Regions from separate parts of the Homo sapiens genome. Here region 2 is linked to region 1. The links are chromatin contacts, found by Hi-C in ENCODE. All regions are on one chromosome and are shown on one strand. The core of a region is the stretch at or near the end of the contact, and the rest is flanking DNA. Distances in the headings are between cores, read along the strand shown. Region 1 overlaps BTD (biotinidase). Region 2 holds the start of LINC00690 (long intergenic non-protein coding RNA 690).

What was found. Hi-C counts contacts between places; a loop is a spot of excess contacts on that map. Pooled maps may share reads with other maps.
Region 2: a loop to region 1 is called in a pooled map of heart right ventricle, with 2.4 times the contacts of the local background. The contact joins the promoter of LINC00690 here to the enhancer-like site in region 1. A Hi-C loop is called at or near these places in 2 of 168 maps with a recorded cell type or tissue (CD4-positive, alpha-beta T cell and K562) and 2 of 50 pooled maps.

What each region holds. Positions count from the first base shown.
Region 1 is chr3:15,627,680-15,632,790 of GRCh38, reverse strand. The region is part of intron 1 of BTD (biotinidase); the gene reads right to left. Among named protein-coding and RNA genes, the nearest start is that of BTD, 28 kb to the right of the region's middle. Within about 2 kb of position 1,955, at least 12 of the 41 ENCODE cell types and tissues checked have a DNase peak (open chromatin) inside an H3K27ac peak, as active enhancers do.
Region 2 is chr3:16,535,030-16,540,033 of GRCh38, reverse strand. LINC00690 (long intergenic non-protein coding RNA 690) reads right to left here and starts at 3,716. Exons shown (of 3, transcript NR_103843.1): 1 at 3,540-3,716; 2 at 508-658. RefSeq lists a silencer at 4,176-4,371.

The sequences.
Region 1 (5,111 bases), core at 706-3,205:
TTGTAAAGTGGCAGGACTAGAGGTAGGGCTGGAGGGGCCCAGGCATCCCCCAGAAGCCTTCCAGCAGCTACCAGGTGCTGGCCCGTGAGGTTATGCACGGGACGACTGGGGTGCGGGGCCTTCCTGGGAACAAGGGGCCCTGGAAGTCATGGGGTTCTTGGAAATACAGCAGCTGACCCATCTTTAGAGCTGGTCAGGACCTGGACCATAAAGAAAATGGTAACTAGAGGTGTGACAAGGTGGCAATGTACTTGCTTTCATTGAAGGGCATCTGACATAGGAGAGTAAACTGCAGGAAGGGTCCAGTGTGAAAGCACAATTGAGGCAACCATGTGCACGCCCTCTGAGATGAGGGCCTTGGCTCGTGGGGTGTACTGAACCCCACTTCCAGGGAACAGCAGAACCAGGAAGGTGCTGGCTTCAGACAGCCATGCAATTCCCAACTGTGGGCCAGCCCCAGGGGTTAGGTGTCAGGGGTCCAACAGTGGACAAGACAGACCCTTCCTCGTGGGGCTCGTGCTCTGGATAACTGTGTGAGATGGTGATTAAGCACAAAGGAGAAATGAGGCAGTGAAGGTGGTAAGGTGAGGCGAGGGGGACAATTTTAAGCAGTGTGGTCAAGGAAGACCTCGATGAGAGGGTGATGTTTGGACCGAGGCCTGAAGGGGGTTCGGGAGGAAATCACGTGGGTCTGCGAGGTGAGAGCACGGCAGGCAGAGAGCCTGAGGCAGGAGCATGCCTCACGGGCGGGTGCAAGAAACAGCAAGGACAGCAGGGGGCTGGAGCCAAGGGGACAAGGAGAAAGTGGCAGCAAAAGGAATCACAGAGAGAGAAATGACAGGGACCTGCTTAGTGGTCTCCTAACATCCCCCTGCATTTGTCCTCATCCTCTTCCATTCTGGACTCATAAGAGCAGCCAGTGAGATCCAGAGAAAGCCTGAGTCTACCAAGGTGCACCTCTGAAACTCTTCCAGTGACTCCCCAGTTCACGTAGCGCAGAAGTCAAAGTCCTTACAATAAGCCAATAGAAAGCATCTGGGAGACAGGAAACACTTGGCAGGTGGGGAGAGATGCAGAGTGGCATCTTGAAGTAAGCATCCTGATCTTGGACGGCCCTACAGAAGCTCTGCTTCTGATTTCATAAGGAAAACATTCCCCCAACACCAGTCCTGATCAGGAAGGTTCTTTCCATCTAATAGGAAAAATCAGTCTCAATTACATGGAAATCTATTTCATGTAAATTTGGTAATATGTCAATCACTAGATATTTTTACACACAAGGGATTTTTCCCCACCTTGCTAAATGATTCATCTTAATAATTAGCTGTGTTTCCTTCCTAGCCATGCTATTACAATAGTGTCTTCTGAAATAAAATGAGAGGGATTATTATTAAGGCATTCTTAATAATTTCAGAGGCAGATACATACATTAAAAAATCTTTAAAAGATAAATAAAACATCTTTTTAATAAAATATCTTGTCATTCTTTACTTGTCAGGGAGAATAGCAATCCTATGATTAGGAAAGGAGGCAGGAAAAGTTGGCAGAGGAGATGTCACATCCTGTGGAACAAAGCCTGAGGGAACTGCTAAGTCATTAGGAACCGGCATAGTATACATTTCTATGTGTAGTGACTGAATGCCAAGAAAAACATTGGGAAGTTCCAACAGTCTTTAAATTATTCTCATGAATTTCGTGACTTCATTGTCTAAATTCTTTTACATAAACAGGAGAAATAATGTCTATCTTCACCTAATTTATATGATCTGAATTTAAAGAAATCACAAAAATGATCTTTTATTTCCCAGAAAGTCTTCTCTTGCCTCTTGTTATCTGATTGTCACATCTGAGTGTGCTGGTCATGAGCTTGTCCGTGACCGGCCCCTGGAACAAGAAGCTCCACAATGGTTCTCGCGTGGGCAGCTTTGTTTAAACCCACCCACTACCAAGACGTTTGATGTCTCATTCGGAAAGTTCAAGGGTAAACACTTGTGAGTGACAGCTGATGATTTAAGCCTGAACTCACCAGCAACTGTGAATAAGTTATCAAGCTAATATGTCCTCTGAGTTGAGGTGGTAAATTGTAATTTCACTTTCAAAAAAAATTCCAGCTATTATTTTAAAAAAAGAGAATGATATACAGAAGTGTAACTGTGCACTGTGCCTTTGATTAGCCAGTTTCTGCTCCATTGGCTAGAATAATTTATCCTAGGAAACCAAATGTGCAATCAAAGGATCTTGACATTTCAACTGAAACACGTTATATCTTTCTTTTCCTCAAATGAGAAACTGCCTTCACAGTTTAAGTCAAATAAAACTTCTTCCTGAAATGCCCAGGTATTTAATGTAAGAAGGCTTTTTTGCACATGGAATTTGAATAACAGTCTGTCTTTCACTTTCTATAGACAGAAGGAACCCCGGCTGAGACTGATTCTCAGACAGTTGCTACTGCCACTCCGTGGACAAACTGAGTATCATTAACCCAAGTGGCTACGCATGTGACCTTAGGTATCGCAATAGCAGAGCCATTCTTAAGCAGTAAATGGATGGCTTTTCCCCCCTTTCCTTCTCCATTTCTAATACTTCATCTATCTCTTTTACAGTTAAACAAGACCCAGAAAGCATCTGACTTTCAAGATTTGAGTTTCATGAAAGCTGTTTTTTACTCACCACACTCCCACGATGGCATCTTTTTGAATTTGTTGCAATTTCATACAATATGACTGGATGTAAAAAGTGACGCTGCCCATTCCCCCTGTGACACACAGCGTCTGCGTGGGGAAATCTGTCTGAATTAAGGGATCTACAATCAATGCCACATTGCATTTTACATGCAATATAAACCGTTTGAATATCCATTATTATTATTTTTTTATCTTCCTGCCACACAAAGCAGAGAAAGCAGATGGTAAAAATTCCATCTTCATGGTGAGGGAAAACTCCAGGACTGGTTAGTAATGATAATGAGACTGGGAGCCAGGTCTCCTGGCTTCTGGTCCAGCCTGCCTAGTGCATGTTGAAGAACCAGGGCAATTTAGTGGTCAAGCTTTAATGACCACTGCGGAGGTGAAACCCTGTCTGTACTAAAAATACAAAAAGTTTGCCGGGCATGGTGGCACGTGTCTGTAATCCCAGCTACTCCGGGAGGCTGAGGCAGGAGAATCGCTTGAACTCGGGCGGCGGAGGTTGCAGTGAGCCCAAATCGCACCATTGCACTCCAGCCTGGGTGACAGAGTGAGATTCCATCTCAAAACAAAACAAAACAACCACCGTGGAGTCTTCAATACGCTGCAGGGGAAATAAGCAGAAATTTCAAGGTAGCTCTCCCAAGGGAGATTCTGGGTGATCAGACCAGAGCAGAGGGTCTCAAATGTAAGCACGCCATCAGAGTCACCTGAAGGCTTGAACACACAGATCTCTGGAGCCCATGCCTGGAAGTTTTGATTGAGTAGGTATGGAATAGGGTCTGAGAATCTGCATTTTATGGCAAATTCCAAGGTGATGCTGATGCTCCTGGTCTGAGTCACACTTGGAGAACCAATTGAGTAGAAGATAGAGGAATGTATATCCTATATTCTGACTCCTATTGTTCCCTTATGTCAAAGAAAGTTATGAGTCAGAAACATCATCTTCATTTCTCAGGTGCCTCTCCAATAGGGCTGATGGAATCTGGGCAGATTTCAAAGTATTTCTACCATATTTAATGAAAATAAGCAGCAAAGAAAGCATTAAACACTCAAACTAGAAGGAAAAATCTCCCCTAAACAATTTGATGCAGGTCAGTTAAAGGACTCAGTGCTTGTCTTAGCTATGGCAGGAATACCATTGAAGAACCAGGTTGTTATTGGTTTTTACTTAAATAAAATTCCTGATTTAAAAAAAGGTGGGGGGCAATATGGTAGACTAGATAATCTGAAAAATGTTTCAACCATATCCTGCAAAAATGAAACAGATTATTTTTAAATGCATATTTGAGTTTGCAGGAAAGTTAAAGGAAATCTTCGGTGGTCGAAAATGAACTGTGAAAAAGTCTTAAACTATTGATTGGAGACCTTGACCAGGCAGCAAGGAAAATACACACACATAAAGCTTTTCCACTGTCAGTCAGTCCTGGGACACATGAATGGTGGGGGCACTTCTAGCTACTCTGTTCTTCTGGAATGCTTATGGCTTCCAAAAACCATCGTCAAATTCTCTGAAATGAGTTTCAATGAGTGTCAGCAAGGTATTGCTTTTAAAAGCCTTTGGGAAATTTCTTACCCATTTCCTTCTTGGACTACCTTAAAGAACACCTTCTAGATAATGTGGACCTGAGGGCTTGACATCCAGAAGAAAAAGAACCAGTGCATGGAAAATGTGATGTCCTAGAACTACGTGTCAAAATTTTCAGGGAAGATGTGCTCAGAAATGTGGGCCATGTAATGGCTTTGTGATTATTAAATGTATGATGGACACAATATTGCTGATTGTATAGTGCACACAACATCTCTAGATGTATGGTGGATGCAACATAACTGTATGATGGATACAACCTCTCTAAGCCTGTGGTGGATACAGAATCTCTAAGCTTGTGGTGGATGTAACCTCTCTAAGCATGTGGTGGATACAATGTCACTACATCAAGTCCCATTACCCTTGTGCTCATCTCTGCCAGTACTCAGGAGTGAAAAATGCAGATGGAGATGCTCAGGATGCAAAGAGTGGAGAACAATGTGGTGGGTAATAGGGCCAAGGAACCCTGTTCCCCAAATCAAAAGAATAACCCTTGGGGCTGGGCATGGTGGCTCATGCCTGTAATCCCAGCACTTTGGGAGGCCAAGGTGGGTAGATCACCTGAGGTCAGGAGTTCAAGACCAGCCTAGCCAACATGGTGAAACCCCAACTCTACTAAAAGCACAAAAAATTAGCCAGGCGTGGTGGCAGGCACTGTAATCCCAGCTACTTGGGAGGCTGAAGCAAGAGAATAGCTTGAACCTCGGAGGCAGAGATTGCAGTGAGCCGAGATCGTGCCATTGCACTCCAGCCTGGGCAATAAGAGCGAAACTCCATCTCAAAAAACAAAACAAAACAAAACAAAAGAATAACCCTTAATAGGATAGGCTAGAAACACT
Region 2 (5,004 bases), core at 2,467-4,966, 910 kb before region 1:
GAAAAACTGACATTGCAAAGAAACAGAAACATCTGGTTTGATGGAAAGAAGATGTCAAAACTAAGCAAAAATATGTAAGTTGGCAAAAATTTGAGCCAAGAAACCATGGAGAAAACAGCCAAGCCCATCCATCAGGAAGCGCCTGGTTAGTGCCCATATCCAGCCTGGAATATACAATCCCAAAAGTTGAAAAATGTGTGGGAAAAATGTAACTTTGACCAATAGTCACTTTTTTTTTTTTAAAGACGTATGTGCTTGTCAGTGGGAATAAAAACAAAATGATATGCTTTTGGAATAAAATTGCTCCGGTTGCAATATCTTCCTCAGTGGGCAATTGGCCATGCATCATAAAGAACACGGTGCCAGAGGGAGATCTTTAATACCACATCTTTAGTATAATAGCCCTATTAACCTTGACTTCAGATGGATTGGCCATGGGGTTCGCTTCCTTCAGAGCCCCAGCCTACAGAAAAGGACTTATGCAAAACTAGGCTTATTTTTTCTTACCCTAGAGGGAAGGGATGTGTCAAATGTATAAAGATCCACTGCTTTCCTAAGTCGAGGTTCAGAACTGTAAAATGGTGTGGCTGGACTTGGAAGATCTTTGATCTGTGCTAGGATGCATTCTTTGCAGAGGTAATGACAGTATCTTCATTCTCTGGAGAAAAAGTTCAGATAGACCTGAATCAAAAATTAAGATGGTAAGCTAAAATTATTTAGCTAAAATTATTTAAAATTATTACATATTAGGCACTTCCCATAAGCCACACTGTGCTCTGTGTTATCTCATTACATTTTCACAATGTAGCCACAGTTGTTCCCATTTTACAGATGAAAAGATGCAGTCCCAGAGAGAGAAGAGACGTCTCTGTCTGCTCCATGCTCAGCATCCTTCCCCCTTTTTCTGGTGCCAGCATCCTGGCTTTCTTTGAGGGATGTGCTTTCTTCCCCCATGTTGGTGAACAGATGCCAGGAAGCCACCACTGATGGTATCCTGCTCTCCCCTGGCCAGTCGTACCCTCTTCCCAAAGAACCCAATATTGATTAAGTAACAGGCAGATAGAAAATGTTTGGAAGAGATTCATCTCTCCCTCAAAGTATCTTCTACCACAATCCCCCTTCTTCCCTTTCTGAGTTCTGGTTCTTCAATTTATCTTCCTTTCTGGCTTAGGTTGCCCAGAGTGGATTTCTGTTGCTTGCAGTTAGATAACTGTAGCTGAAACGAGAGGGTGAGTAGCTTTCCTGCCCACACACATTCCCACTGCTACATCCCTCACCCCTTCTGCCTCATCTCCCTGCTGCCTGTGGTTGTGATTGCTGGGCACTGGGTGCTTGACGCACGTGGGTCCCGACACTCCTTCCCACACTAGGGAAGTGGAGGAGGTGGTCATGCTGTGCTCTCTGGGCACAAGGGTTTGGGTTGCTGTTTCTCAGTTCTTAGCCCAGTTCTCAGCTGGACTGCACACAAGCCAAGCTTCCATCTCAGTGTGGTTTGAAGGTGGCCAAATGCTCTGGTGGCCTCCAAGTATTCATTCCCTGACTTGTTTTTGTTGTCTGAAGCTCCACCATGAGGGTCACTAGCTATGGGACTATTTCTAGGAAGTTCTTGTTGAATGGCATTAAGCTAGGAGTTGGTTAACCCTAGCGGATAGTAGGTGTGTATTTAGTGTCTATTGATTATCTAATCTTACATAATTATTTTTAATGAAGTATTTTATTCATCACAATGACTATATATATTTATTTTTAATATATATTTTAATATAAATATATAATAAAAATATATGAATATAAATATATAATATAAATATATATATTATATAAATATATATAATATAAATATACATAAATATATATAATATAAATACATATAATATAAATATATATAAATATATATAATATAAATATATATAAATATATATAATATAAATATATATATAAATATATATAATATAAATATATAAAAATATATATAATATAAATATATAAAAATATATATAATATAAATATATAAAAATATATATAATATAAATATATAAAAATATATAATATAAATATATAAAATATATATAATATAAATATATAAAAATATATATAATATAAATATATAAAAATATATATAATATAAATATATAAAAATATATATAATATAAATATATATATAAATATATAATATAAATATATATAATATAAATATATAATATAAATAGATATTTATATTTATTCATCACAATGACTATATATATATATATATATATATATATATAAAATATATACATTTGAAATATAGTGGTAGAACCCTGTGGGAGACACAGAAGAGATTGGTCCATGGACAATAAGCTTATCGATGGGTTTGAAGATCATCTCGCAAAACCTCTCTGTCTCCCCAAAAGAGCCTCCTGGTCTATGGGTGGGGATCCACTGCATTAATCTGTGCAGTATTCATTATCATATAGGAAGGATTCATTTGACAGACAACAGAGGCTGGAGAATCACACCCAGACAGATGCGTTGTGCTGGAACCTCCTCTGCTCAAAGCTCAAAGCAGACCCACAGAGGACGGCCCCACAGGGACCTGAATGTGGATTCTGCAGGTACCTTTGAGAGGGCGTTTAACTTACAGGAGGGCTTTGAAGACTAATTTTGCTGCCTCGTGGTTTGGGTTTGTTTGTGCCAACATTTTTTGAGAATCAGCAGTGGAAATGTAAGAAATGCAGTCCTGATTTTAGGAACATCAGTTTTCTTGCTAAAACTGCCTGGAGCTTGAAAACTGAGGCCCATGGCTAGGATGTGGCAACCATGCAGTGCATGTTTTGTTTTCCAGCTGAGCCTAGGGTGCAGCTGATCATAGGAGGGACTTGTGTGGACAGAGCTGAGGGCGCCCTGGGGAGCACAGTCTGCAAGGAGAAAAGAGACATTTGTTTAATCTTGTCTGGGGACGGAGGCTGGAGGGGGGAAGCTCCAAAATGGCAGAAAGGAAGATATGGAAAAAGAAATAACCAGGGGGTCTGATTCCAGCCCAGCCCAGGGACTAATAATAAAAACTCCCACTTGTTCATTTGGTCAGGGCCAGGCACTGTGCAGCCTCTTGCTCGGTCCTCCCAACAACTCTGTCGCAGGTACTTTTACTATCCTTCCCATTTTAGAGAAGAAGAAACTGAGGCTTGGATGGTAATTTTCCCAGAGTCACAAAACCAGATCTGTTGTTCTTTGAAAGCTGACTTAAAGGCCCTCCAGGGCTAACTTTTAGTGGCATGTTTCCGTATCTGTGGGCACATGACATAGCTCCAGTGAGTGAAACCTGAAGGGGACACTTTTTTTGGCACCTCAACATTATCAACTTTGGGAGTTGAGTGAATCAACCAACCTCAAGGGTGGGGCATTATTGTCCTTGAGGAACTAAAGTGCACACCAGCTATGGAAACTTGAGACTCCGTCTCTTCGTCTGTAAAATGGGATGACAATGCCTCCTATATCAGAACTGACAGAAAACACAGAGTTAACAGTAGCCTAACAGGAGAAGTATATTTCTCTCTCACATAAACAGTCTCTGGAAATTATAGTCCAGAGTTTGTATGGCGGCTCCGTGGTCATCAAGTACCCAAGATTTCTATATTTTTGTTCTGCTATTGTCACCACATTTCTTCCATCTCATAGTCCTAAATAGCTGCTCTAGCTCCAGCCACTGCTTCTGCTTTCATCCATCCGGAAGGCGGAAGGGGCAAAGAAAGGCACAAGCCCCTTTAAGGTCACGCCCTTCCTGGAAGTTGTACGCGACCCTTCAGTTGACATCCCATTGGTCAAATTCAGTCACGTGCCAAATCTAGCCATCAGGGAAGCTGCGAGAAATGTTTTTTCTGGGAGACCACAAGTTTAGCTAAAAGCCAGGAGTTCCATTCCTAAAAAACAAGGGGAGAAGGGCTGCTGAGGCTGCAGGGAAGCTGGAATGAGTTAAACATATGTAAGTTACCCAGCAGGGGGCTTTCCTGGCACTTCGCGGACAGTAGATAAACACTAGTCATAAATCTTTCTTTCCTTCCTCTGCAAGTTTTCTGCCAAAACTTTCCAATTTGGTCATATCTACATTTACATATGGATAGCAAGCTGATCAGGCACTTATCTTTTGGTGCTCTTATTATTTTCTAATATTTTGTAATAGAAATTTTTTCATGTAGCATTAATTTTTTTTTTTTTTTTTTGAGACGGAGTCTTGCTCTCTTGCCCCAGCTGGAGTCAGTGGAACGATCTCAGCTCACTGCAACTTCTGTCTCCTGGGTTCGAGCAATTCTCCTGCCTCAGCCTCCCGAGTAGCTGGGACTACAGGCACACGCCACCACGCCCGGCTAATTTTTTGTGTGTTTTTTGTAGAGACGGGGTTTCACCATATTGGCCAGGCTGGTCTCGAACTCCTGGACTAGTGATCCGCCCACCTCAGCCTCCCAAAGTGCTGGGATTACAGGCGTGAGCCACCGCACCGGGCCCATGTACCATTACTTTTTTAAAATTCCTTGCTGTCTCCAAAGATTTCTTAGTAAGGGAGTGGTCTTTACTTCTAAAGTTGCAATACTTGGCTTTCTCCCCTTTCCCGTAATATAATTAATGCTCATCACAGAGGGCAAATAAAAATGACATCAGTATTGTAATAAAGTGTGATAACTGAGAAAGCAAAACACCATACTCATCTTTTCTTGGCCTTGGGATAACTACTGATGCTCACAGCACTTCCCAAAAGGCAAAATAGGGTCTGCCACACACAGGCTATTAGAGTTTGGGCAAGTCAGTTTCCTGCTGTAAACCTTTATTTACTCATCTAGCAGATGGGGCTGTGAGGATTAAATGGAATGATTGATGGAAGGAAAACGCTCAGCAGACGGCCTGGCACATTATAAGCCCTCTACAAAGGGCAGAACTTATTGATTTGTTTATTTTTCTATCCAAAAGGATATTAGGCTTGGTGGGAGATTTTTATCAAGGCTTCAAGCTCATGACATTTTGCTTTTGTTA